Linked DNA regions of Mus musculus: regions 2, 3, 4, 5, 6 and 7 are each linked to region 1. The links are chromatin loops, found by intact Hi-C in ENCODE. Cell type or tissue: left cerebral cortex. All regions are shown on one strand. Region 1 overlaps Nr4a3 (nuclear receptor subfamily 4, group A, member 3). Region 2 holds the start of Stx17 (syntaxin 17). Region 3 has its middle 28 kb from the start of Gm42283. Region 4 has its middle 25 kb from the start of Gm32487. Region 5 overlaps Erp44 (endoplasmic reticulum protein 44). Region 6 holds the start of Alg2 (asparagine-linked glycosylation 2 (alpha-1,3-mannosyltransferase)). Region 7 has its middle 8.5 kb from the start of Gm42283.

What was found. Peaks named below come from ENCODE experiments on the same cell type or tissue, not always from the same donor. Only the 100,000 strongest peaks of a DNase experiment are listed, where the experiment ranks them.
Region 2: a loop joins it to region 1, with 4 times the contacts of the local background. A loop is called at or near these places in 14 of 42 quality-filtered maps.
Region 3: it touches region 1 in a loop (4-fold over the local background); 4 of 42 quality-filtered maps call a loop at or near these places.
Region 4: it touches region 1 in a loop (4-fold over the local background); 10 of 42 quality-filtered maps call a loop at or near these places.
Region 5: a loop joins it to region 1, with 2.5 times the contacts of the local background. A loop is called at or near these places in 6 of 42 quality-filtered maps.
Region 6: it touches region 1 in a loop (3-fold over the local background); 6 of 42 quality-filtered maps call a loop at or near these places.
Region 7: a loop joins it to region 1, with 2.8 times the contacts of the local background. A loop is called at or near these places in 5 of 42 quality-filtered maps.

Annotation. Positions count from the first base shown.
Region 1 is chr4:48,046,400-48,050,399 of GRCm38, forward strand. Nr4a3 (nuclear receptor subfamily 4, group A, member 3) reads left to right here. Exons shown (of 8, transcript NM_015743.3): 2 at 2,553-2,729. Among named protein-coding and RNA genes, the nearest start is that of Nr4a3, 3.1 kb to the left of the region's middle. In left cerebral cortex, a CTCF peak has its summit at 1,651; DNase peaks (open chromatin) are centred at 229, 940, 1,677 and 2,084; H3K4me3 peaks cover 2,775 bases; H3K27ac peaks cover 2,401 bases.
Region 2 is chr4:48,122,793-48,126,792 of GRCm38, forward strand. It overlaps Stx17 (syntaxin 17), which reads left to right and starts at 2,127. Exons shown (of 8, transcript NM_026343.2): 1 at 2,127-2,166. In left cerebral cortex, no CTCF peak of the experiment used is centred here; DNase peaks (open chromatin) are centred at 2,099 and 2,523; H3K4me3 peaks cover 1,399 bases; H3K27ac peaks cover 648 bases.
Region 3 is chr4:47,520,387-47,524,386 of GRCm38, forward strand. No RefSeq gene overlaps it. Among named protein-coding and RNA genes, the nearest start is that of Gm42283, 28 kb to the left of the region's middle. In left cerebral cortex, a CTCF peak has its summit at 1,600 (motif pointing right); a DNase peak (open chromatin) is centred at 1,636.
Region 4 is chr4:47,575,826-47,579,825 of GRCm38, forward strand. No RefSeq gene overlaps it. Among named protein-coding and RNA genes, the nearest start is that of Gm32487, 25 kb to the right of the region's middle. In left cerebral cortex, a CTCF peak has its summit at 1,855 (motif pointing right); DNase peaks (open chromatin) are centred at 417 and 1,868.
Region 5 is chr4:48,204,880-48,208,879 of GRCm38, forward strand. Erp44 (endoplasmic reticulum protein 44) reads right to left here. Exons shown (of 12, transcript NM_029572.3): 8 at 3,818-3,934; 9 at 239-350. Among named protein-coding and RNA genes, the nearest start is that of Mir1958, 6.3 kb to the right of the region's middle. In left cerebral cortex, a CTCF peak has its summit at 1,764 (motif pointing right); no DNase peak of the experiment used is centred here.
Region 6 is chr4:47,472,225-47,476,224 of GRCm38, forward strand. It overlaps Alg2 (asparagine-linked glycosylation 2 (alpha-1,3-mannosyltransferase)), which reads right to left and starts at 2,143. Exons shown (of 2, transcript NM_019998.3): 1 at 1,715-2,143; 2 at 1-234. The coding sequence starts at 2,062. Sec61b (Sec61 beta subunit) reads left to right here and starts at 2,437. Exons shown (of 4, transcript NM_024171.2): 1 at 2,437-2,529; 2 at 2,688-2,785. The coding sequence starts at 2,527. In left cerebral cortex, a CTCF peak has its summit at 1,607; DNase peaks (open chromatin) are centred at 2,157 and 2,376; H3K4me3 peaks cover 2,533 bases; H3K27ac peaks cover 1,293 bases.
Region 7 is chr4:47,501,312-47,505,311 of GRCm38, forward strand. No RefSeq gene overlaps it. Among named protein-coding and RNA genes, the nearest start is that of Gm42283, 8.5 kb to the left of the region's middle. In left cerebral cortex, a CTCF peak has its summit at 1,544; DNase peaks (open chromatin) are centred at 1,579 and 3,667; H3K4me3 peaks cover 399 bases; H3K27ac peaks cover 241 bases.

The DNA of each region.
Region 1 (4,000 bases):
GGGTGTAATTGCCGACTCTCGCGCCCCGACACGCGTGGGGACCAGGTCCCTCTTCTCCAGGCCTTGGCTGGTGTGGGAAAGGCTTGTGTTACTTTTCAATGAGCTTTCGGAGAAGTTGCTCCGAGTGTTTTCTTCTTAGTAGAAAGGAAAGTTCTCGATGGTGAAAAGGGGAGCCGAGCAGCGGAGCGCAGCCGGCGGAGACTGGCTTTCAAAGGCACCTCTCGAACCTGTTGGAGGCTTCCGGCAGTCATGCGGGAGCTCATGAGCATTGGTCCCTTGATTTCCAAGAACGTTCTTGGAGCTGGCCTTTTGTTTATGTGCCCGGCTTCTCCCGAGGGAAGAGCCGCGGGGACTGTGGTCAATAGTGCTCTGGAGCTGCTTATCCTAGGGCCTGGGAGGGCTGGGAGAGAGGTTACAGGGTTCGGTTCGGCCATTCCTCCGCTGTTCCAATTCTGGAGCTCCTTTGCCAACAATCGGGAAATGTTTCTTATAGAACCAAGTTGGAGAAAGAAAAGCTGCCCAACGCGCATACTGAACACAATGAATGAAATTACTTTATTGGAGTTGTTTTAACCCAGCAAGATACACATAACGCCAAAGACTGCCGGGGGTGGGGGTGGCACCACTCCCTCCCTCCACAGGCACCCCCCACCCACCCCCAAATCCCGGACCCAGCACTCGCTCACAGAAATTCTCTCCCCCCCCCCGGGGTTTGCCTAAGCTCCCTCGGTCTTTCTGAGAATCTCTGTCTTTCCCTTTCTGCCGGTCTCTCCTCCACCTCTCTTGCCCCCGCCCAACCTCCGCCCCCGCTCCCCGATTGGAAACTCCGCGGAGGAGCCCAGGTCACAATGGTGTGTTTCACGGTTTCCTCCACACACTTCACCACGGGGAGAGGAACACGGGGGTGTTCCCTTCGTCTGCCCCGGAGAAAGAAAGGGGCTTTGACAGAGGTAGTTATTTCTTCCTAATTTACAACCCCGAGGCTCTGTGCTCCGGGCCCCAGCGGCCACGAGCCGGAGCGACAGAACGTGTTTCCAGGCGCAGAGGCTTTACCTAGGTAACCGGCCAATGGGGGTGGGGGGCGGCCGATGGGGTGCTGGGCTGGGCTGGACGATGGGCGGTGTGCCGGCCTCTGAGAGGAACCCCTTCCCTGGGGAGGCGCGACCCCCGCCCAACCGAGTTCAGAGGCTGCCCCTTAGAGAAAAACTACTCTTGAAAGGCTCCCAGAGAGAGTGGGCATAGGAAACCCAGTAGAATAGGGGGTGGGGTTGCTGGAGGAACCCCCCCCCCCTTTGAAGATGCGAGAGGAGGAGGATGAGAAGCACATGCTACAGCTGTGGAAAGATCCACTCGTGCCAACGCTTCAGCGAGCGCAAGGTTTCCGTCGGGGTACCTTGGTTGGGGATGGCAAGGGAATCCCCCATTTCCTGGCCATCGAGAATTTCCTAGACCTGGGAAACCCGGGTCTCTTTCTCTCTACAAGCAAACTCTGGGCGCCGGAGTGGCAGGAGATGAAACTTACCCCTTGGCTCCAGCGTTCACCAGAGATCTTTTGGTTAGTTTGGGGGTTGGGTTCCCCTCCAAGGGGGAGGGGGCAGGTTCCTAACCTTTGAGGTGTGCCCACCCCGAACAAAGGGGGGCGCTATAAGCCGAAGTTAGGGGCAGCTGGAGCTCTCCTCCCTGCCAGTCAAGCTGAGCTTCCAACCACAAAGTTTCACTAGGCTGTGCACCGGGACTTTCGCCTGGGAGCCGCTCTGAGCGCCCTCCGGAATGTACCCCCTCTGAGCCACCGGGTGGCCCTGAGCCTTGAAGCCGCCCACCCTCGGGGACACCGCCCGCTGAGTGCAGGGGACCTCCCTCGGTCCGTCGTAGCAGCAGCCAAAGCTGTCTGCGGAGCGCACGGCTCCCAGCACAGGCCTTTCCTCTGTGCCCTTTTGTTTGCTTGACCCCTGGCCCTCGAAACTCTCGACTAATAGAAGGGAAGATCCATTAGCATTTAGAATGAAAAGCGCAGACTTTCTTAATTCCTCCGGGCATTCATGCATTCGTTCCGGACCTTGTGCATTTCCTATGCGGCGTGTAAAATTTGTGTTTGAGGAGTGGAGGCCGTCGGAGTTGAAAAATGGCTATTTTCTTCAGTATACTCCCTGACGCCACCACCACCCCCTTATTCGGACTTCTATTCGTTCCTCAAGTGCCCCCCTTCGGTCTTCCTGACTTCGCAAGCTGGGAACCAACAGTGGGTGTAGAAAAGATCAATTTCTTGGCGACGACCATGGGGGGGATTTTAGCATCAGATCGTGTACCACAAAAGAAAGGGCTGTGAGCTTACTGGGTGCCAGCAACCTTCCCTTAGCTTCCTACGACGGTGTGATGCTTCTTGCCCAGTAGCTCCGTGAGCCCTAAGCACTTTCACTTAACCTTATGACAATTCTTTGTAATTATCTAGTGTTTCTACAGGTCCCCCACCCCCACCCCATTCACCCAGTCCTGGGAAAGAGGACCCAGCTTAATCTTACCGCAATCTCTGTTCCCTTTCTCGGTGCCTGCAGAGCCCACTGCGGGAGAGCGCAGCCCGACAAGCCCGGGCGCTGAGCCTGGACCCTCAGCAGAGCGGGCCAGCACAGCGGCTGCTGCTTCGCCTATCCCGACGTCCCCGCCTCCTACACTCTCAGCCTCCGCTGGAGAGACCCCCAGCCCCACCATTCAGCGCGCAAGATACCCTCCAGGTAGGTCTGAAACCCTTTATCCTCCCGAGCAAGGGAAATGGGTGGAGAAACCAACAACCAGCGGGCAGTCTGGTCAACCTGCCCAGTACCAGCATGTAGGGCTCCTGGCCCTACATTTCACAGCACAGGTGGCTTCTTGGCACGAAGCTCCGCTGTATACCACACCCTATGCTACTACCAAGCAGAGCAGAGAAATTATACGAAGCATTTCTCAAAAGTATGTTTCCTAAGAAGAAAAGCATATATTCCAAGAGATCAGGATATGCTGTTTTTAATGGCTTTGTTTTTGTCCTTTTATACTCAATATATTCATTTAAGGGATCACTTGGGGAGATAGGGAACATTTTTATTGATCTAAAACCCAAACGATTTGTGAGGCAGGAGTTTGGATGATTGAGGCTCAGAGGCAAGGGAAACCCATGTGAGCTACAAACAGAAGTAAGTATAAAGGCCTCAGATTTAGTTTACACAACCTCTTTACAAATTTGGTAAAGGTAGAAGAGGTGGGCCTGGGTAGGCACCAAAGATACACAGATAGAGTCACTCTCCTGCTGGAGACTTCAGAAAGACAAAGAGCAATAGGGAGAGGACAGAATGGCAGGTGATTCCGAGGGATTCTTAGAGATGCAAGGGAGGGAAATGAAAAGGCCAGGCTGTGTGTCCCTTCTTTTAAACAGCTTCCATTTCATCCTAAGAACTAGACACCAAGCTCCTTTTAATCCTTTAACTCCAAGCTAGCTCAGGAGGCCTCACTGGAGAAGGCAGGCATGAACTGGCCACTCCTCAATGCTGCTTCTTCCAACAGGCCCTCAGCACCTTTTTTCACGTCAAGATCTCATCCCATACACGCATGACTCAATCAGCTTTGGAAATGTGGGTAAGAGAAAGATGTCAAGGGAAATGTGAAGCAGCCACTTTTCTGCTAGTCACACCTTCACACCCCACCCTCCAAGAAGAAGTGAAGCACCTGGGTTTGACTCGGAAAAACCAACCACCAGAAACTCCCCATGTTACCACTTTGACTTAGCCATAAAAAAGGAAAATTATTAGAAAAGTCATCCACAAGAGACAGTGACTCTCAGGGCCTTCTCACCTACTTCAACCTCTGTGGTTATGGCAAGCACCCCTAAACCAGTTGCTTTGGGGTCCAGCCTAGGCAAACTGGCAGAGAGACTTCATCTGTTTTGAAATTTCTCTCTTCTCTTCTCCCCACCCCCTTCACGAGAAAATACTTAGATTAATGTGCCTGTTAGACAAGCGGTTAGCTGTTG
Region 2 (4,000 bases), 76 kb after region 1:
GTTTCTGTCCATTTAAGTTGATCCTGGCTATGGGCTTGCTGTAAACTCCCTTCATTTTATTGAGGTATGTCTCTTGCATCCCCGATCTCTCCAGGACTTTTACCATGAAGGGGTGATGAATTTTGTCAATGGCCTTTTCTGCATCTAATGAGGTAATCCTGCGTTTTTTGTCTTTGAGATTGTTGATACTTGACACTCCTTTTAAGCCTCTCCTCCCCAAACCCAACCTTTCTGGGGCTACTCCACTCTTTTTATAGCTCCTCTACCTTCTCATAGATACAATCACACATTTTTCTCAGTGTTCACTTTCCTGCTACATTTCTAACCTTGTGATTATCATTTAGAAGAGCCATCTCTTTAACCACCTTGAAGTTGTTTGAATTCATATCTACAGGCTCTCCATGAAAGCAATCATGTTACCAGGTAATAATTTCTTTTTTGTTTTTGTTTTTTCCAAGATGTATTCTCCTTACTGTTTTGTTTTCTTTGGATCTACTGGGTTAAGTTAAGATATCAAGAAAACTTTGTCTCGTGGCAGCAGATCTTATTATCCTAATAACTTTATGGCTTAAGGCAAGAGCACAGAGAATGGTCACACCCCTTATGTCTAAATATTGAAAGATTCAATTAAGTATTGTAGATTGTAAGTGAGGCTAGCCAAACTGTTAGATTAAATATCATTATCTCTCTACATGACACACCTAAGTTACAGCAAACATCATACAACCACCTGGAAGGCCAAAGTCAATTCCAGAGTGCCACAGCTCCCTGTTGTACTTTTTCAAAACTTAACACTAGTTATCTTTACTTCAAAAGGTCTTGTTTAATGGATTCGGTGTGTGTGTGTGTGTGTGTGTGTGTGAGAGAGAGAGAGAGAGAGAGAGAGAGAGAGAGAGAACACACATCATCTCTCAGTGAGCCTGGAGGTTACCAATTCAACAAGACCAGCTGGGCAGCAAGCTCATGGATCCTTTTGTCTATTTAGATAGTATTAGGATCATAAACATATACCACAGAGCTTGGTTTTGTATGTGGGTGCTGGGTGTCCAAACTCAGGTCTTCATTGTGAAGCAGGCACTTTACCAATTAAATGATTCCCTATTGCTTGTTTAACTGACTTTGGCATTTTACCATCCATCCTATGGCATTACCTAATACCTTTATTTTTCTCCTTGGGATGAAAATTTGATAGATATGCCTCAATCTATGAACTAAGGGTACCATAAACACTAACATCCAGTATACCCCAAAGAAAATTCAAATAGCTTAATTAATAATGAGCTTTATTTTAAAAATTGCCTTTCAAGACTTTCTTAAGCCCCTAATCTGTGGGCTAAAATTCCCCCTCTACTTCCTTTCTACCTGCAGATCCTAAGAACTGAGTTTCCTTACAGCTAACAGGAAATGTTCTTAAGACTGTTGAAAACTTCATCATCAGAAGATCCATTTCAAGCAAAGACCTGAATAGTCATATATATATTTTAGTTGGCTAGGTCTTGAGGTCAGAACATTCAGAGAGGAGAATCAATGACCTGCACACACTTCAAAGCTTGTTCTAGCAGCAGCTGGTCCAACTGGAACTACTTGAGAAGAAATTAGGAAAACCAGCTGTGAGTACAGCGCTGTCACAAACGGGCTGAACTGGAGTGAGTCACTTCCTATCTGTGCTGAGCCTCAAAGTGACCAGGTATCATTTTAATAAGGACAGACGCCCAAAGCACTGCAGCAGGCTCTGGACAAAAAAGTTTATGCCTTCTTTCATTTGTGCCTGTGGCTATTCAGATACTCCTAGCCAGTCACTCAGGGGCTCTGGGAGGCGGGGCGGGGCGGGGCGGGGAAGGATGGCACTGGGTTCCGAGCTTCAGTTTTTACACACCTAAAGAGCTAGGGGCACAAGGCCGTCCTCGCCAACAAAATTCAAGGAACACAATGTGCAGGAAAACTGTAACATGTAGAAGGTTATCCAAGTGTAAATTGTCTTAGATACAGTACACAAGACGACCCATAAAACACTTGGAATTGTTCATCCAGTGGTTGGCACACTATATTACCTCCACGCCCACTGGCCGGGTAGGGGGCGGGGCCACATATCCCGCCCCTGGAGACGCCCCGCCCCTCTCGCGTCTGCGCAGTGTGTATCGACGGCCTCGAGCGCCTAGGCGGGAGGTAAGGGGCTGCCGGGCTGCCGCCACGGGGTCGCTGGGCTGCGATGTGTCACCGCGGGCCGGGCTGTGGACGCAAGGGAGAGGCGCCGGTCACCAAGCCCGGCCTCGGGTCAGTGTGAGCGCCGGGGCCGCGACCAGAAGTGGCCAAGCCTCTCTGTTTTCAGTTTTGGAGTAGCTGTCCCTGCGGGAGCGGGGAGGCCGAGGCCCCACTGCGCTATGCCCTCCCGGGTCGCTGTGAAGAGCTGCTTCGGGCCCTGGGTCGCCGGGCCAGCCGCGCCGCTGGGGTCGTTGGTGTGGCCTGGGTGCGTCCTGGTGACTCCGTGAGGGACGACGCGACACCGGTGCCCAAGCAGGACGCGGAGAGGCCGCAGCTGCGGGGACCGAGCCAGCACTTACTCTCCTTGTACCACCCACATGCCCAAGGGGACGCATTTCCTTGGGAGATAGTGTTATCAGCAGTTTGGGACCTTTTTCCTGGAAAGGGGCTCTTTCGCTTTTAAATAACTCTTGAGTAATTTACTTCACCTTTGGGTACTTTTTCTTCTTGTGGAACCCTAGTATCATGGTACCCATATCATCTTAGTTGCAAGTACCAAGAGATTAAGTTTATAAAAAGCACTTGACACCTCTCACTGCAAATGTGTGTGCTTGGAAAATGACTGCAGGCCTGTCTTCTACACGTTCTTTCATCCATGAAACAGCAATTATTATACATGCACAAACACCAGACAAAAAAATTTGGAGTCATTTGCAATTATTGAAAAGTTGCAGAAGTTGCTGGAGGCCTTGGTGGCCCATGCCTTTAATCCCAGCATTAGGAGGCAGAGGCAGGAGGATCTCTTGACTTCAAGGCTAGCTTAGTCTACAGACTGAATTCCAGGACAGCCCTACACAGAGAAACCCTGTCTTAGAAAAACAAAAAAGAGAGAAAGAAAACTCGTACACATAGTACAGAACACTACAGCGCCCTTGTGTTAGTATTTTACATACCATCCTTAATACAGTCACAGAGAGCAAGAGATTACTATCTGGTTAACTGGGTCTCTTGGGATTCCATTCTTTTTATTAGAGTCCCTTCTGTATTCTACAATGGTATCTAGTAAGCAGCCTTACTCTTGATGGGCCTGGCGACATTACCTTTTCCAATCTGTAGCAGTATCATGACTTTGTGTGCTTTGAAGAGTCAGGAATGTTGGTAATGCCTTTCAAGTAGGAGTTTGTCTATAGTTAGTTGGGACTAGATTGTGTTGCATTTCTGTTAAGAATACCACAAGGTATAAGTACCCTTTTCAGTTTATGCCTCCATGGACCTTCCAGATGGGACCTACTGCTTGTGTGTTGACACAATCAGATGACTTAGTTAAATTTGGTATCTGGGAGATTCTCTATAGCAATTAGTAGTCCAGTTATTCCCCAAGTACTATTTATTACTTTGATACTGTAACAGCCCTCAATTTCCCTCCTTTATTGACTTCTGCTCTAAGGAGGCACTTTCCATCTGGTTTCTTTATCTGTATTCACTATTTTGTGTCAACATAAACTCCTATGATTGCTGGGTACTGATGACCCACGCCTTTAATCCCAGCACTCAGAAGGCAGAGGCAGGTGGTTCTCTGAGTTCAAGGCCAGCCTGGTCTACAGAGTGAGTTCCAGGACAGCCAAGGCTACACAGAGAAAGCCTGTCTTGGAAAAATAAAAAAAAAAAACAAAATCTCATATGATTATTTTGCTGTTATTATGTACTTAATATATCAAATTGTTCTCACTTTGGCCATTAGAAGGTTTTGTGTTGTCCTTATTATTTTCTGTACCTCTGTGACTTCTGCACCAGTTCT
Region 3 (4,000 bases), 530 kb before region 1:
ACAAGGCTGTGACAAATCTCTGCCTGCCAGGGTCTTGCTTCACAACACAAGGCTGGAAGATTTGTCAGATGTCTTCTGAGCGTGGACTCACTGTGCTGTTTGGTCAGGGAAGCAATACATCCAAGTTCTGGCCTCCCTTTTCTTAAGTGGAGGCTATGATCCTATACATGAACCTTGGCTGAGCTTCAGAACAGTGAAGGGGGATACGAGCCCCTCCCCCCCCTCCCCCCGGCAACATGCAAAGAAAACCAGAAACCGCTGATAATTTGTGGGTTGGATTCAAGAGTTTCTGAGCACGACAGCGTCCTTGGTCATGAGGACAAGAACAGAAGCATGTCACATCTGGCTTGCAAACAATCTTTGAGGTCTGTTGAGACCAGGTACATTGCTTGAGGTCCTGTTTATGAGGTACAAGGATACTCTGAATGGAGTTACTGTATGTAGAGTCGGCTGGATTTCTGAGCATGGTGTGTGTGTGTGTGTGTGTGTGTGTGTGTGTGTGTGTGTGTGCCTGTGTCTGTCTGTCTGTGTTTGTAGTGTGTGTATGTATGTGTGCCTGTGTCTGTCTGTCTGTGTTTGTAGTGTCTGTCTGTCTGTCTGTGTTTGTAGTGTATGTGTGTCTGTCTGTCTGTCTGTGCTTGTAGTGTGTGTGTGTGTGTGTATGCACATGTGCATGGTCACATCTGTGTGTGCGCATGCCTGTGGAGGCCAGAGGACAGCGTCTGCCAAGCAGTTTAGCAGTTTAGTTTGCCCAGTGAGCTCCAGGGACCTGTCTTCACCTCTCAGCACTGGGATTACAAGCACATACGCTGTGCCTCTTCGTTTTTTAAATTTAAATGTTTACTTATAAAAACCGAGAGTTCTGAGGATCAAACTGATGTCCTTGTGTTTCTAGGTGAAGCGCTTTATCAACTTCTCAGGCCTCTTTCCCCCCAGGTTTTGAGTCAGTGGCCCAGGATGACCTAGAACTTGAGCCCCTCCAGTCTCAGTTTTCAGAGTGCTGGGATCACAGGGCTGTGCCACCACACCCAGCTCCCGCCCCTCATTTGCCCCTTCGATGTCTTCCCACTTTGCCTTCAGCTTCGTCTCATAGTCTTTCATTCCAGATGGAGGCTTGTGCTGTTCTTGGTGCCTAGGACACACATGGCTCTTTGACATCCATCAAACTTCTATCCGTACTTAAAAGTACGGCTAAGTTCACACCCTTTGTTTGGAAAGTTGTTCGAATTCCTCACAAAGAATTGATCACGTTCAGCTTTAGTTTCCAGGCCTTAGAATCCACATCAGACCCAGGAATCTATGCGGGGACAAGCTGGCACCCTTGTCCCTTCATGGTCAGCACTGAACCAGGTTCAGGCCAGGTTCCTTCAGTTGCCCTAACCCTGAGGTCCCGAACTGAACGGGATCATATATTATTTCTTTACTCTTTGATTGTGTCATTGCTCGCAGTAGACTGCATAAAGCTGAAGTGTAAGCACCATAGCTTTTAATGTCTGGTTGGTTACTTTATCATCCCTCCTGGTGAAGATATAGAGCAAAGGATGATTGTAATCCTAAATTCATAAACTGTAAAGTGCTGTGGAAATGTTGGTTTTGACTGTTACCAGGAGGTGGAGCCCCTTTCCCATTAAATCTCTTTCCTACAACTCTAGGTTTCTGGCAGCCATGAGCATGCTACAGCCAGCCTGGTAAATTATTGCTGTTGCCAGGACTTGAGTTCCCTAACTGTGTAGACTGGCCACAGAGACACAGGCCCATCTACCACCGCTGCTAACCACAGCTCCCAGGGGCCTTACTGTGGAACCACAGGTCCCAAGCAAAGCCCCTGTGGGTGACAAGATGGCTTCACAAAGTGGGGGACATTGCAGTACAACAGTGTAATTTCCATTCTGTATGATTTGATCTGTAAGATCTTTCTCTAATCAGGGACAAGGAGGAGAAGTTTCGGAAGCTTCTTATGCTGGGAACACACTGGTGCAGTGTGCACTCAGTGTGCTTAGACCTACTCAGTGACTGCTGACGTCCTTCCCATGAACGGCTCACTGAGACTGTCCTCTCCAGTTGTGACTCCTCTGGCCTTTTGCCAGTGCCAAGCTTTATCAGCTGATTCTCTAGTTGACTGCTCTCTCAGAGTGAACCTATCTTCCTTCCTCCTAAACCTGGCTCTCTCTTCTGGCTTCTCCTCGTCCCCCATTCTGGCATCGCTAGCCTTTGAGTGGCCACTCAAAGTTCTGTCTGGAGGAAAGTGCTTCCTCCGCCTGCTTCTCCCTCTGGGTTTTCCCTCCTGACACTTGCATTGTTGTTGCTAAAAAGCCCACAGGGTACCAAGCCATCTTGCAGGTTCTCTCTGTCAAAGCTACCTGCTTCCCTGTTTCCTGCTGGCCTTACCTGTCTGGGAGAACTGCAGAGCTTGTCTCTGCTTTTGGCTGTACTCCATATTTGTTTGGTCCCAAGCTTCTTTTGACTGTTGGCAACTGCTAGCCTTTTCTCAGAAGCTCTGTGAGTGCTTCTGGATGCTTTCTGATTTATTTTTGACAGGTGTCTGTGTATGTGGTGTGCAAGCCTGCACATTTGTATCTATGTAGATATCTATGTGTGTGATGGTTTGTACATAAGTTGTACATGTACTCAAACATAGAGGCCTGAGGCAGACCTTGGGACTCTTTCTTAAGGGCTCTTCCTCCTATTCATTGAGACAGAGTCTCTCAGTTGGTGCCAGGCCTCTCTGGTATGGCTAATCTACTAGCCAGCTTACTCTGGAGAGCCCCATCTTGACCTCCGAAGTGCTGGGATTACAAGGGGACTGCCATGCTCACTTGGCATTTCTGTGGGTGCTGGGAATATGAACTCAGGTCCTCATACCTGCATAGTGAATACTTTGGCCACCGAGATGACTGCTATTAGCCCTCTGGACACTTTCATGGTTAGAACTCTCATGTTGACCTCCGGGTGTCTTGATTCTGGTGTCAGGGCTTGCTCTCTGTCCTGGTGGACAAACAGATGAAGACTGTATTCATGACTCAGTGCAGAAAGTCAGAACCACTAAGCTACCAGTCATACTTCAAGAGTCCAACCCTTTTCTAAAAGGCCAGGATATACTAATCTAAGGTGCTTCTGAGAGCACGGCCCACTGCTCTCCATCTCCTACCTCATGCCTTGTAGAACAGGGCAGGCCTCTGGCTCTAAATACAGCTAGGAGCTGGAAATTGCTGAACCCAGAGAAACTTTGTCATAATTAACTACCCACTTGAAAGTACAAACTATGTAATTTGCCTTTAAGTGATCTTAAATTAATCCAAATAATGAAGTATGCTTAGAATACTCCAGTACAGGTACATCCAATTGAACACAATTAAAATTAAGATGGATTTATTAGTATTGTGACTATTATTGATTAAAATGGTAATGATAAATAAGGAGAGATGTTAAGTACAATAAGGAATTGGTAACATTTCTTCAAAGTAATCATTTTGCCGTGACTACCCAATTATTAGTACATTTAATGTGTTATTCAATGCAATTAATTATCCACTTTGCTTCTGGGAAGGCACTAGGAGAAGTCGCTTCTTCCTGGAGTGGTGACTGCTGCCTTGCTGAGGGACAGGGAGAAGGCAGTGTGTGGAGGAGCCTCTTCATTAAGACCGCACTCCTGGCTGTGGCTTGCTGAGGCTCAGACAGAAACTTCAGAAGCTATGGGGTAAAGTGGAACAAGTGGGTGCTAACTTTTACCCTCACAGGGAGTAGCTTTTTGCAACCACAGAAGCACCTATGAAGCAGACAGGCAGAAGGAATCGGGAAAGCAGCCTTGAGTTTTGACGGGGTCACCTGGATCCATGACCTAAGTTTAGTGGCCATATCTCCCTGTGGGTCATCTTTGTTGAGCAGGAACAGAACAGTATGTGTACAAGGCTCTTCGCAGGACTGAAAGTAGAGCTCGGCTGTCAGAGGAATGGATGATGCCCTGGGTTCTATCTACAGTTGACAATGGACAAACCCAGGC
Region 4 (4,000 bases), 470 kb before region 1:
ACATCGACAACAAGTCAAAGCAAACAAACGAACGAACAAACAAGAAACTAAACGCCACACAGCCTATGCTTTTGAAATGCTTCACTGAATGGCATGGACCAAAAGCCACAGGGAAATGAATAGCAAGAGCAAGGATCGATTTGGTGAAAGTGGCTTTGAGACAAGAAGCCTGAGCCCCAACTTCCAGCCTCTCCTGTTTGTCCTCAACGGATCTCCAACAAGCAGCTAATTTCTTGAAAAGTGAGGAAGGAAGAAAAAAGAGCCCACACAAGACTTAGGGATATTCTTGCAAAGGAAGGAGGCATATGACTTATAAGGGGCACATGTATGAGACATCTTGATTATGTTTGCAGCATCCAGGATACTTCCCACGGGTGCGTCTGGTGGTGCCAAACGAGAGCATTATTTCTGCTGTGAAAAAAATAGACTTGGTCATGGACTTGAGTTAGCCAAGTAAATATTTTCTTGGCAGTGTACAACATCAGTGCAAAATGCCTATTATGCATAGTCTATAATTATAGCATTCAATTAACATTCTCAAGGGATTATCATTTTGGGCATGGTGGCTGGGACTTGGGAGTTTTGAGTTCTGCCTGAGATTTTTTTGCCTAAAAAAACTACAAGCTGATGTTTGAGTTAAGAGGTTCAGTACAGACACTCTAGGGGAAAGGATACCAGAAAAGTGGAGATTGTATCAGGTTTGCATCACAACCTGTTACAATGTGTCCCCAAATAACTCAGTGAGGCTGAGCTCTATGCAATGCATAGTTTTCTGTCTAAAAAAGCCTTCTCAGTGTTAGTTTACTTGGTTCATTTCTGGGTCACATGGAGTTTTGACAGAGTTTATCTCCCCCAGATTTAGATGATATTATAGAAGGGGGAAAATACCAATATATGTAAAGAACACTTAAACCTAAACACAGGAAGACAGTGCGTAATTGAATACCTATGATGAGTACTTGGTAATTGTCAAGTTTACAACCCCCTGTGTAAATAGGGATACATCACTTTTGTGTCTTTGTGGCCTAATACCTGACATAAAAAGATGTATGGGCAGGAAAGATTTATATTGACTCCTGGTTTCATAGGTGAGGAGGCCATAGCAGAGCAAAGCATTTCCCGTCTTGGTGGCCAGGAAGCAGAGCAAGGAGACTATAGAAGTGGCCAAGACCTGTTTGTTGATCTTTTACTTCCAAGGAGGCCTGCCTCCCAAACCTAAGACCTTCCAGAACCTTCCCAAATAGTGCCACCAGCTGGGACCTAACAGGCTTTGGTGGAACATGTCATAATAGGCGGCACTATTCCCATTTTACAGATGAGATAACTGACTCAGAGACGTTATGTAATTGGTATGAGGTGGAGGAGTCAGGATTCAAATCCAGTAATTGAAGAGTGAGCCAGAATATCCAAAAGAAGTCAGAATATCCTTCAGTCAGAAATGCCTCTTAAAATAACCTATCTGCTTCAATACTTTGATGATGCCCAAGACAAAAATATGAATATATGCATTTTATTCCACTCCCATGCAAAAATCTCATTGAAATAGCCAGAGAGCTATAATAAGAGGGGCAAAAATAATGTGCTAGAAACGGGGCAGGGTGTGCTTCACTCACTATGCATGGTGGCGACTTTCTGGAAGTTGGAAAGGAGATGGCTGGACTGTAAGGGATGATGGGACTGACCAGGAACACTCGGCCACACAGTGCTAGCACCTGCTCACTTCTGCATGGTCTAGCAATGGGGAATGGGTGACCAAGATGACAGATGTGCATCACAGTGAGAAAGTTGTCATGAGTGCCTTTGTGTCAGGCCTTGGCATGGTCACTGGTGTTTAATGCAGCCTGGGACTGGCAACCAGTAGATGGCAGAGTCAGGCCTGGAATCTCTTTGCCTGGGAGGCTGGTTGACCCAACTGGTGTTCAGCACTCTAGGATGAATTGGCAAGCAACTTTGTGCTCTGGGAATCCAGTACTTTGTGGGATATAAGTTAACATCATTGGCAGATAGTAGGGAAGTCCCCGAGGGCATGGAAAAGACAGAAGAGAGAGGGACTGTGTGTGAGCGAGGAGTGGTCACCTCAGGAAAGGCTGGCCCTTAAGGCTGACATATAGCTATTCATTTTGGGTGTAGTGATCGAGGAGTGGTCACCTTAGGAAAGGCTGACCTTTAAGGCTGACAAATAGCTATTCATCTTGGGTGTAGGGACAGAAGCACAAGGGGAAGAAGGGAAGGCATGGGACAGTATGAATACTATCCCACGTGCAAAAAATGGACTGGACTGGCAAGACATGCCCACATCCCTGGAGATCACCCAAGAGGAAAGATATGTAGGTATCTGGGGTACCACAGAGGATGGGGAAGTGTCCCCCGCCCCTTGAGCTTTACAGAGTGTTCTGGGTGTTTGGCAAGAACCACCACAGAGGTAGTTATAGGAAGATGTTGGGACTGTTAAATATTATGGCAAAAGAAAACCCCCATCAAGAGATAGCATGGTGTGGATTTGAACTTGGATCTATGATGCTGGGTCCCGTGATTTCGCATCCCTGGGTCTCAACAAGTAGGATTGAAAATCTGAGAAGCAATGGTCCACATTAGTCCCAACTTGTCCTCCTGGGCACACTTCCTCAGCAGCACTCTCTGGCGATGACACGGTCTAGTCATGGTGTGGTAGCTGGGTGTCTCAGAAGCCTGGCACAGGAAACCCATATCAACAACCATAAATGGTAACACTGGGCTTTTATTACTTTAATTCTGCTCCAGACAGATTCTTCTTCCACTCTCCAGTGATAGCCTCTTCTTGAAAAAGAAAACAACCAATCTACATTTTATTTTATGTACCTATACTATTGCCCCTGGCCACGATTTCTCGGACCATCTCATGTCACGATTTAGCGTCTCTTCTGTCTGAACTCGGTCTCCTTGCCATGTTCCCAATTGACTTATCCTTCAACACTTAGCTCAGCTGTCATCCCCACCCTGCATACATCTGTCATGTAGCACCGTCCTCTCAGGTTGCAACCCGTGGGACATCTGCGTCTCTTCCTAGTCAGGGAGCCTCCGGAGGCTGTGTCTTATTTCTCTTTCTTCACCACGGAAGGGATGACAAACCTGAGTGGATGTTTGCTGGAGATTGTGTTGATGCAGAACACATGAAATATTTGGAGGAAAATGAGTTTTTGCATTGCTGGCATTGAGCCACATGTCCATTCTTGGCACTGAGTCACTCACTCTGCACATAAAAGCAAAATGAAGGTCTTGAGATTAGATAAATTTTCATGATTTCCTCATTTTACCCTCCATGCCCACCCTGGACTCATCTACGCTGTCTTTGTCTTGGCCTGTGGTACATGAGCAAGAGTCAGTTTCTGGGCCCAGTATGCATGTGACATACTTCTATGACAATTATTAAGAAAGAGAAGCCATCCAGGCTTTATCTATGCAAAATGTGTGTGTGTGTTTCCTTGATTGTTCCCCAACTTTTATGTTTTAAAGCAGTCTCTCAATGAACCTGAAACTCATTGATTTGCCTAGATTGCTGGCAAATGAGCTTCAGAAATCTGTCTGTTCCCCCACCCCCATCCCTGCCACTGCTGGGGTAACATATATGTGCATGTAACCCCATCTAGCTTTTTATATAGGCCATGGGCATCCAAACTTAGGTTCTCATGCCTTTATGGCAAACCCTCTATGATGAGCCATATCTCCAGCCAAGTGGTATGGGTTTCATTATCACAATTTGCATGTTTTTGGGCAACATGCTCCCTCTCCTTTGGACTCAACTTCTGGCTACACAGAAAGCAAAGGTGGGCAAACAATCTAAGTTTCCTTCTGGGAAGCTTGAGTCTTCTCATGCAGTTTGAAGCAGGCCCTGAAATCCATCAGCAGGAGGACTTTGATTGGGAAGATACCCCACGGCCCACAAATTGGACCTTCTCTTTCCCCAGCTGTGTGATTGGCACCTCATCAATAAGGTCCTAACATCTGGCTCAGAGAATCAGAA
Region 5 (4,000 bases), 160 kb after region 1:
GCATTTAGGTACCAGGAAATATTACAGTTCGCCCAGAAGCCCGCTCTTCATGCAGTTTGTCTTTCCCTCGAAAATCCAGAGCGAGCACACAGAAAGCCTGCCTCACCCCACACGCACTGCTTCCTCCCTAATGCACGCTAAGTACCCGGGGAGCTCCTATCCTGCCTGTGTTAAAGGCAAACACGGACCAGGAAGGGAGGAGAAAGAAAGGCAAAGTCAGACACCTTCAACAGTCTACCTTTTTCACTTATCAACTGCCGGGCTACTTCATTCTGGAATATTTCTAAACTTTCTGTATCATCCTTCATGTGGAAGAGTATGAGAAAAGGCAGTCCTTCTTCTGTCAATTCCTGTGGAAACAAGTTTTCAATGAAAATCAGTGCTGTTTTCCAAGTGGAACAAGTGTGGACTCAATTCATACAACTGACAGTTACAAGCAGTCAGAAAAAAAGGATCTAGTGGGAAAAATACTGAGATACAACAAAAAATGAGTTCAACCCTTTGCATGTTAGGTGCAGTTACTAAGGAAGCACACATGTACTGCTCTGTTACATGCATGGATTCACCTGGAAGGTCCTTGCTCAATCTGTTAGCCCAGTGTTCTCAACCTGTCGGGTCACAGGGTCATATATCAGATACCCTGCATATCAGTATTTACAATATGATTCATAACAGCAGCAAAATTACAGTTATGAAGTAGCAACAAAATAATTTTATGCCTGGGGGTCCCCACAACGTGAGGAACTGTATTAGGGTCACAGGCTTTAGGAAGGCTGAGAAGTGCTGTATTAGCCAGTACTGCATCTGTGAGTACAAGGGCAGTCTCTTGAAGAGCATTGAGAGAAGAAAGAACTAGGCAGTTCTCAATCCAGGAGTGAGACAAACACTGAGGAGTATTGCCAGTCCTCACAAGGAAGACTGCAAGCACTAATGTGTGAGCACTGAGTCAATTTCATTCACAAATTCATGCTTATTCTAAGGTGTGTATTAAAACCATTCCACTATGTGAGACCTACCCAAAGCTGAAAAGTGTTTTAAGGATAAAGACAAAACTCCACAATTAACTGCCCTGTCTTTCAACATGCACACATACAAAGCATCTTGAAAACAACAAAGTGCCATTAAAATCTGTTTTACTGTAATTGAGAGTAAAGGAAACAAGAGAAACAGTAGATTTGAATAATCTAAACAAATGCCATGTTCTTATTTGTATGAGGAAGTCCAGAAAAGCTCCACACATAGTCATTTCCACAAGCAATCCCTCCGAGAGTCCAGTCTAGGAACTGCCTGAGCAAGAAGCATAGATACTGTTTATCTCTAATAATGATTTTTAAATCACTGAGACCTATCACATGAGACTATTTTTCGTTCCCACCTCATATTTAAATTTGTTTCACTTGTATATATAGATAAGTAAGTAAGTTTATCATATTATCTCTTCTTTTAACTGAGAGGTAACTTTCAGCCACAAAAGTCCACCATTTTAAGTGTACAATTTGCTGTTAAATTCACAAGATTGTGTGAAAATCATCACTCATCCCACAACACACCCATTACTCCAAAAATAAACCATATACCTATTAGCTGCCACTCTCCTTCCACGGCCCCCACTGCTACCATTTCCTGGCATTACATTTATGTTTTAGTAATTCAATATAGATTTTCTTCTTCCTCGCCCTTTATCTCTTGGGATTACATTTTTATTTTTCTTTTTAAAATATTATTTATTTAATGTATATGAGTACACTGCAGCTGTGTTCAGACACACCAGAAGAGGGCATCAGATCCTATTACAGATGGTTGTGAGCCACCATATGGTTGTTGGGAATTGAACTCAGGACCCTCTGGAAGAGCAGTCAGTGCTGTTAACTGCTGAGCCATCTCTCCAGCCCAGGATTACATTTTTTCTTAATCTTCATTTACGGATCACACTCCTCATACTTTTGTCTCTGGACTTTTCTGTTCTGGCTTGGTAATTTCCCCTAGTGCAACAGTTTCTATTATCAGCTCATAGGGACGGATCCCTTAGCTCTGTGTACAAACCCAGCTCAGTCTAGAATTAACAGGTGGGTTTCCAATGGCATTGTAAACACCCAGGATGAGTGACAATGCTCTCTTACGTCCTCACCTCCTTAGCACATCCTTTCCTTTCAGCCCTTGCTTCAGGATTGCAATGTCTCGTCTTGAAAGCAATGGCCCCAGCCCACCCAGTTTCTAGAGAAATAAAATTAGTTTTCTCCTTTGAATTCTTAGGCTTTTCCTTAGTGCCCGTCAGGCTGCACTGGACACATGTTCCTTTCTCTGGACATGTCAAAAACTGACCACCAAGCCCTGAGGGCAGATAATCTCTCTTCATGCCTGGTTCTGCTCCCCAATTTCCCATACAGAAAGATCGGGCAAACACATGACAAAATACAAGGAGAAGAGTGCTACTTTATAAATACTACTGTGAAAGAAGACTGGTCACTTCCCACGGAGGGAACACAAGAGCTAGGAAACTAAAATAAAAGCATATGTCACTTTACTTCATTACACTCAGCACAAATATGCATGAACATACAGATATTAAGAAAGATACAACAGACAAATTTGGAAACATATATCACCTGAAATACACAGCAATGAATTTTCCAAAATCAAGCATGTGGAAACTGGTAATTAACGTGACTCCTAGGCTTCCATGTCTATGTCTACACCAACAAATGCCTTACCGAGTACATATAAAGTATTAGGAAAATTCTAAGACAATCGGACTCAAGAGAAACAAATTCTTTCCTATGGTTTAAATAATTCATGGTGGTTAATTCCAACATATACTACATCTTAAGACTTATTACATGTGGAGCTATGGAGACGGCTCAGTGGGTAAAAGTGCTTGCTGTGTGACCCTGATGATGCAGGTTGGATCACTAGCATTCTCATAAAGTCAGATGTAGTGGCACACATCTATAATCCCTATACTCTCCTGGGGACATGACGTGTAGGCAGGAGAATCTGCAGGAGCTTATAGGCTAACAGTGTGGAATACATAGTATAAACAAAAACAAGAGACCCCCACCTCCAAGCACAGGAGAAGAGAAGCAACCTGCAAGCCCTTTTCCCACCACAAACAGAAAATCAATAAAAGAAATAATAATTTAAAAATACAGAATTATTAAATGTGGCAACTTCCATGGGTGGGGGGAGTTGAATTAAGATTTTCCAGGTCTGAAATTTTAAATTCTGTTTTTGAAACTATTCTGACAAGAACTGAGAAAGCACATGTATTATGCATCATCTTTCAAATCTTGAGCCTTTGAGCTAAACAGACACAAGGCCTGGAGAAACACAAAAACAACCCAACACCATTCATCTAACTAGCAGAGAGTCTATCTGCCCCTTTTCTTAAAGTTAGGAATAGGAACAAACTAAAAAGACTTCAGAATAACTATCCAACTGTTTCTTTGTATTTCTTTCTAATACCAGACAAACCTTTAACGGCAAAGGATTGCCCACTGCAACTAAGATCTGTCCTTCTAAAGGACATCCACTTAGACAGGATCCTTACCCAAGGGTGGGTACTAGAAGCATTGAGCATAAATTACTCTCAAGTCCTTTGTCAAGAGTATTACCAACTATTGCCATTACCGGAAACATAAGAAGGCTTCTGGAACAGTAAGTGGGAAGCCAGTTAGGATGCTCTATGAAACCAGCTGGGACACAACTGTGCCAAGTGATGGCTCTCACAACTGGTACCTGATGAACAGCATGAGGGGGGAACAGAGCGATGCGTTCTTTTATATAACCGAATTAAGATTACCCGTGGGGAAGCCCATACCTCTCCATTTTCAAATGTTATTTCTCGGACAAGAGGGACACATTTATCTTGAATCCAGTTGTAAGTTACATCAAAATTTGTCATAGATCCCAAGTACACCATGTCTGGCGCAGAACGCTGTTATAAAAACAGAAATAAAAATTAGATTACTGAAATCTTTGCTGGTAAATACATTAGAAAAAG
Region 6 (4,000 bases), 570 kb before region 1:
TCTGTGAGACAGGGTCTTGAAGGTTTCTTTAAAGACGGAAGCAGTGTACTGGCTGTTGACCAAGATGCGGTCTGCCATGCCTGTGGTGTATTCCTCGATCCAGTCGATGGGGGCCCTGTAGAACTTCTTCAGAGCTGAATTTCTCTGAGTAAGCAGCAGATCTGGGAAGTGACAGTAAAATAGGACCCTCTTACGCCGTCTGGCCAGTTTGAACACCGGGATACAGGCAGACACCTAACCAAGGTAAAACAGTAGATAAGTGACTGGTCGCCTTAACCTCCTTGGCCATAAGCCTTTTCCTGGTTGACTAGCTGCCTGGTATTACTGAATCCATAGGACCTGGGTAAATGTCTGCATTAACCATGAACATACGGCTTCCTCAGGGTGGTTCAGTGCAACTCAGGATCATAATTAAAGATTCCCTGGAGCAACTGTGGCTATTTCCACATGTCAGCTTAGATAAGAGCACTGGGTAGCCAAGTATAGACCTTGGAAGAATAAGGTGACATCATTGTAAGTAAAGGCTGGAAACTGTTACTGACATTTACAATGACCATGACTATCAGGAGATTCCTCAGAGGACTGTAAGAAGTGAAATAAATGCAGTATTAGGATGTCATATCTAGTGTCACACCTAGGATCACACACACACACACACACACACACACACACAGCAATGTTAGTGTCTTTTAGGGAAGACTGAAATATTTACAGGACAGGGGACTTTCCAGTCACTGAAGAGACTGATGTGGATCTTGAATATCAATAAGCAAGATGTTTCAAATTTTTGCAGAACAAAAGCAAAAAGTCCAACAGCAGGTAAACTGGATCCCAGCTGTGTACATATAAGATGTAGCAGGAAACAGACACATATACTACCAGGGCCACACATCACTTCTGGAAGGATGCAGAAGACACTGTTGACAATGGCTCGCCCTCTCAAGGATGGGGACAGGGAATTTTTACATTATACTTCCTATTTGAACTTTTACTCCTGAGTAAATGTTACTTCTTAATTAAAAAAAAAAAAACACTGAGGACTGAGGGTTGGCTCCAGGAATGTTGGGTATGGCAGTGCACACCTGTCCAAAAGTCTAGCTCAATCTTTCAGTTCCAGGTTCAGTGAGAGAGCCTGACTCCAATGTTCAGGTGAATATTAGCTGACCTCTGGTTTTGATATGCAAGCTCAGACACTTGTATAGACAAAATAACTGGATTTTTCTCCAAAGACCAATGGGGACCCTAATGGGGAAACGATATGTTTAGCTTGACTTTAATCCGTGGCACTGCTAAGTACTGGAATGGCAGTATTAGAAAGACTGGAAGGGTGGGATGGATGGGACCTGAAAGCAGAGACAAAGGAATAACGGAGAAGAAAGAAGAGTAAATTGAGTCACATACAAGGTGTGGCCGGAAGTCGTCTTTTAATGCCAGCAACCACCTGGATCCAATCATTTTAGTCCCAAGGCTAAACATTTAAAATGCAGACACATAAGCCCTACCTCAAGGATCTTCAACGAAAGGAAGGGGGCGGGGGAGAGATGTCCCTGAGATCTGCCATTTTAAAGGGTCTATCCATACTAAAATTGGTGGCCGTTCTCTCCCTGGGGACTCCTGCTGGACAGTTCCTAAAAACCTAGAACAGCGGTCCCTCCCCCCCTCTCGGCGCCGCCCCCCCCCCCCCCCCCCAGCCAAGAATTGGTGGCGGCCTCACCTGGTCGCACACCACCACGTCGAACTCCTCGCCGGAGAGAAACAGCACGTAGAGCGCCAGAAAGACCATGCGCACGTAGGAGCAGATGGCGGCGCCGCGGCCGCCCCAGCCCAGGCTGCGAGGCAGCCAGTCCCCTGCGCATTGCACCGAGAGCTCGCGGGTCTCGATGAAGCAGTGGTTCGGGTCGTAGTGCGCGGTCCATATCTTCACATCACAGCCGTACTCCTGCAGCGCCAGCGCCGCGTCCAGCACTAGGCGCTCGGCTCCGCCTATACCCATGTCTGGGTGCAGAAACAGCACAGATGGGCTGTAAACCCGGGAACGGGCTCGGTACAGGTTTTCGGCCATGGTAGATGAGCCGCGCTTGCGCTCTCCGCGCGAGCTTCTGCAAGCTCCTGCAAGCTCCGCCCCTGGCCCCCTCTGGCTACTGAAAGCCGAGCCAGCGCAACTACGCCTGCGTTAGTTTAGGCCACATCAGCGATAAGCTTGTGGGCGCTAAGAAAATGCCTGACTCAATTTCTCATGTGGACCTGTCCAAAGCTTGCAATTTGGTGATGTTTGACCATATTAAGCACGCTAAATAAATTACATAAAAGAAGCGAAAGGGCTGTACTTTCACACGGCCCAGTTGTTGTCGGCGTAATCTTTACAGGCATATCTCAGGACAGCCCAGTCATCCAAGAGTCTGCGAAGGCCCTGCCAGCCGGCCGGGGGGCGGTGCCAGAGCCTGTATCTACGAGAGTTCTGAGTGCTCGGCAACTTCACGACTTCCCTCTTCCTGCCTCCTGTGCCCACCGTTCTTAGGCATCAGCATGGTGCGCGGTCCCCGCTTCCATGGGGTGCACTAGCCCCTATCTTGGTCTTCCTTTCTGGGACCTCATTGCTCTTCCCAGCTTCTCGGGTGGGTGTGGGGTCGGGGGTGTGAAGAGGATTTGACCCGCGATGTTCACTGTTTGTCTGCTTCCCTCTGCAGCCGGGTCCAACGCCCAGTGGCACCAACGTGGGCTCCTCTGGCCGCTCTCCCAGCAAAGCGGTGGCCGCACGGGCTGCGGGATCCACTGTTCGGCAGAGGTAAGTGGCTGGGGGCTTGCGGGGGACGCCCGGTTATGGCTGGAGGAGGCTAGGTACCCAGGGTTGCATTGCATTGCTGGAAGGAGGAGTTCCAGGATGGAAAGATTAATAGGGGCCGAGTGAGCCCGAGCTGACGTGGCCATCTAGTTAGTTAAAGGCCCTTTAGGAGGGAGGCATGGTTTTCCTCTCCTTGATCAGCTGCACGCACCACTTTAGTTAAAGGTAAATTAGACTAGGATCAGGAATAACTTTAGGAAAAGCGTTGGCATAAAGCTGGTGTGTCTGAGGCTTTACCTTTCAGTCTTCCATATGGAGGTCCCATACACACTCAGTTTAACAAAATGTGTCTTACACAGTCTGTCACCCTGGTTCCCCATCCCAGCTGTGTGTGTGTCTTTCTTTTTAAGTCTATTTTGTGTATGTGTGTGTATTGCACGCACCTGTGTGTGTGTGTGTGTGTGTGTATGTATGTGTGTGTGTGCGCGCGCGCATCTCTTTCTTGCCTGGTGTCCTTGGAGGTCACCTGAAACTGCAGTTATGAATGATTGTGAGCTACCATATGAGTACTGGGGACCGATTTGGGGTTCTCTGCAGGAGCAACAGGTATTCTTAACCTCTCAGCCACTTTTCCAGCTTCAGGGTCTCCTTATTTTTAAATGTCACTGCTTATTTATAGAAATCTAGAAACTCCAGTTATTTATCTTTTTTAATTTGGTGTGTCTTCTCTGTACAGTCATATGCCATATTTCATAGGAAGACCTCACTACTTTTTTTCCTCCATTTCTGTCCCCCCAGTTTAGCCCTCAACTTCTTCTGCTTTGAATTTACACCACTATTCACCCTCCAGTTGCTCTTCCACTTAGGTTCTCTGTAAGTTTCTGGTGGTGCCTGTTAAAAAAGGCTTTCAGAGGGATTCCACGCCTCTCCTTTCTCCCTCCTGTGAGCCAGCAATTCTGAGCTTACTACCATTTCTTTCCTTTTCTTTTCTTTTTTTTTTTTTTTTAGTTAGTTAGTTTCTTTTTAGACATTCCCACACAACCTAGGGTTGAACTCAGATCATCCTTCCTTCACCTCCTATGTGCTAGGATTGTAGTTGTAATAGGATACTACTATTTACATCTGCATGTTCATCTCCTCTGCTTTGACAGAACACCTGCCCAAGCCCTCTTCCTTAGCTCTTGCCTTAAATCATGCCACAAGAAAATGTTGACTGAA
Region 7 (4,000 bases), 550 kb before region 1:
TGAAACGGACAACCTTGTGCAGTCCTTCTCTGCTCCTTTCTGTGTGCTGTGTGGACAGACTCAGGTCAGCAGTCTTGTGCTGGGTGTCTTCATTGGCTGAATCATCTCCCTGGCCCTAGTGATCCTTTGATGTGCTTTGTTAGGGACTGGTGTGCCCTGTAGTTCTGGGAGGTCTGTGGTAGCACTTTGGATCTTCTAGGAATGAAAACGAAGCCGGCATAGCACTGCCTTTGGTTCCTCTGGCCCCATCCCCTGCGTTCAGGCTGGTGCGAGCATCCCAGCTGCTCTCTCAAGTTTCCAGGTAAAATCTAATGAATTACGCTGAAAAACAAGGCTGTGTGATTTGGATCCTGACTTCTTTGAGTGCTGATCATGACCTTGGGATTTATAAACACAGACAGCTGTCGTCCCAGATGACCTAGCAAATTGTGTTTCCCTCAAAAGCAGAGCCCAATTAGAAGCCTAAAGCACAGGGCGGTGCAGAGGACTAGATGACTTCCTGCCCAATGCAAGGTAGGAGGAGGCGGCTCACCAGGAAGCCTTTCACAGTAGCATACACAGTATGGGCGCCCAGCACACAGCAACCATCCCCACCTCCAATGGGACAAGTGCACTGGCATGAGATTTCATTCTCCTCCTCAGAAAGCCACACAACTGAAAGTGTATGAGTCATTTCTTGAATTTTCCATGTGACCTCTGTACAGGTAACTGAGAAAGAAAAACAACAACAACAACAAAAAAAAAACCAAAATTCTTCAGACAATGGGGCTACTGTAACGGTAGTTTGAGACACATGCCAATAATATTATAATATTAAAATGTCAATATTTAAAAAGTATCATCTTTAAAATCTGATTATTGGGTATTAAGTATCGACTCGGCGTTGGGCTGAGCATTTATCATTATTATTACTCCTGTTTATAGATAGATAATCTGACATGCAGAAAGGTCAGGTGCTTCGCAAGGGTCTTCTAGAAACGTGTGGAGATGGTCTGGACTGACATTAGGTCTTCTGAGGGCACAGCCTCGGGAGTGGGCTGGCCTTGCGCTTCCCTGGTTCACTGAGAATCGGGAGACATGGACTCTAGTGTGGACACTCCCAATTTGGGATTTGAATCTTCACAAGTCCCCTCCTTAAACACAAAGCTAAGCAAGACTCAGAGTCCAGCATTCCACCCCCTTAATGTACTAGAATTTTCCCTACCTCCCGATCTCTGAGACATATATTCATCCTCTGCCACTGTCAGCCAGTCTGGCCTAGGATCTTTACCCATCTTTAAGAGATGGGTGGAGTAGCTCCCCCTGTGGAACCCTCTGGGAAGGGCAACTTCAACTCCCTCCCTCCCCCCCCCCCCCCTTTCACAGATCTCTGTTGTACAGCCTTCCACAGTCTTCTGATGGACTGTGAACTTCCCAAGGGCAGACACTGGTTTCTTTACCACAGCGATGTCAGCATTTGGTAGGTGTGGGCCTGGTGTGGTCTTCTGTCCAGAAGGACTCCAGAACTGCCCTGGTGGTTATGATGCAATTTCACACTACTTCTGATAGGTGGCGCTGTGGCACATAGCAAAAAAGCCAACCTGTCTTCTACAAAATCCAGGTCCTGTGGTCTGTGGGCAGACCGCACCCATTTCATGGCGTTGGAAGATCCTTAGCCAGAAACCCTGGAGAAGTGTTTCCCTGTTCTACCCACCTTATGTGTTTTGAACAGTAGCTTCAGGCTTTTTCTTCTCATTTCTTCAGATTTAGGAAGCTGGGGCTCCTGCTTTCTTCCCTCTGTGGCAGACCATTCTCGTGTCCATAGCTGGGTTGTTGTAGGCTTAACTGTAAAACATGTGATCTGCTGGCTTTTGTCAAATGTCATTCTCACTCATGGAGAAAAGAAAAAGTACAGTTTAGGATCTCATGGCTACCTTTCCGACTCACAGGGTTCCTAGCATTTCTAATCCGCTTTGTGTCTGTTCTCATCGGCCGTGCGTTTGCTCTCTCATGGTTTCTTTCTGCTTTTCTGTAAGCACAATAGCTGGTGTTCTTGTCCTTCTGCAAAGGGGGTGGGGTGTGGCATTGGACTGCACAGTTTTGAAACTTGCTTTAGTCATTTACTGTTTGTGTGTCCTTGCACAAGGTTTTAACCTATTGGAGACTCCATCTTCATCTATAAAGTGGGGACTTGGATAGTAGCTATCTAAAGGCAAGGGTGTATCAAATAAGTCCTCAATAATGCATTTTAGAGAGGACTGAGGCTTAAGTACTGCAAAGAGTGTACAGTAGAATTTACAATTAGAGTCAACCAATTCTTTCTTTCTATCTTTCTATCTATCTTTCTATCTATCTTTCTATCTATCTATCTATCTATCTATCTATCTATCTATCTATCTATCCTACCTGAGACAGGGTCTCATTATGTAGCCATAGCTGGTCTTGAACTCACAATCATTTTGCTTTGTCCTCTTGAGTGCAGCATTACAGATGTGCACAACCACGCCTGGCTTGTGCACATTGAACCGTAACGAACTTCTTATCTTAGGTTGTGAATGTAAAAGATCAGAAGCATTGTGGAAGGGAATTTGATAGTGGGAAAGAAAGAGCCAGGACAAAGCCGATTGCTAATTTCTTGTTTATTTGGAGTGCCAAGCTGGACACAAGACTGAAGAGATTCCTGATAGCAGTGTCCATTCTATAAAAAATCGTTAACGAGGCCAGAGACGGCTCAGTCAGTAACGTGCTTGTTGTGTAAGTATGAGAATCTGAATTCAATTTCCCAGAATCCATGTAAAAAAGCTGGGTGGGCGCGGCAGCGTATGCTTGTGATCCCAGTGCTGGTAAGGCAGAGGCAGGAAGAGCCAGTTAGCCAGGGGAGCCAAATCAGCGAGCTGCAGAGACTGTCACAAAAACCAAAATGGAGCGTGATTAAGGAAGACCTTCAGTATTGAATTCTTGTATACACACAGACACAGACACAGACACACATGTACACAGTCTATGGAAATACTAAAATGGTTGAACGATGACCTGACCACATGATAGAATTTAGCTATTAAATGGATTTCTATGAATTATTAATAATGTGGGAAAGCATTATTTAAAAAAAAACATTTATTTTTGTGTTGTGGTGTGTGTGTGTGTGTGTGTGTGTGTGTGTGTGTACAGGCCAGAGGTCAATCTCAAGTGTCATTCCTCAAAAGTGTCTACCTTTATTTTTTTTGAGACAGTGCCTGCCATGGGACCTGTGGCTACCTATTCAGTTAGACTTAGTGGCCAGCAAGCCCTGGGGTGGCAGTGGTGGCAGTGGCAGTGACAGCGGTGGTGGTGTGGGATTGGGGTTCCTCCTGTTTCTGCCTCCCCACACTGATATTACAGGTGCTTGCCACCACACACATCTATTTTCAAGGCTTCTGGGGACAAAGGCAGGTTCTTATTATTGTGGGGCAAGCATTTTTATCCACGGAGCCATTGCCCCACCTCTAAGGGAATTTATTATAGCAACAATTATGGCCTTTTCTATTTTCTAATTGCCTAACCGATCCTGACATGAACTCTGTGAGGCTCTGTGACAGCCAGAAGGCAAGCTGGGGGTGGATGCCTGTGGGCTTTTTCCTTTCAGCGAGGAGTCTGATTCTGTTCTATCATCGGCTATTTTAAGGCTTTCCCATGATTCCTGCCTCGAGGCCATTCTGAAACTGTTTTGTTGATAACACCTTCCTTCTATGACTCAGTAGGTTTTTCTCTTGCCTTCCTCAAACTTTCCTTTTTCACAACAAATTCCATGACCACATCACTGCCTCCCCCATGTTACCCTGCGCCACACTCCCTTCCCATCCAAAGCAAACAGTACTCTATCCCCTCTGAAGACTGAGTCAAGATGGCTGATCTCAATCTTTTCTACATCTTTTAAGTCCAAATAAAAACTAACTGTCTGGGCAGGTTGGGGTTACACTCTCCAGAGGAAAGGATGACTAATTTGATGTAAGAGATTGGGAAATTTGACCAACTATTTTGG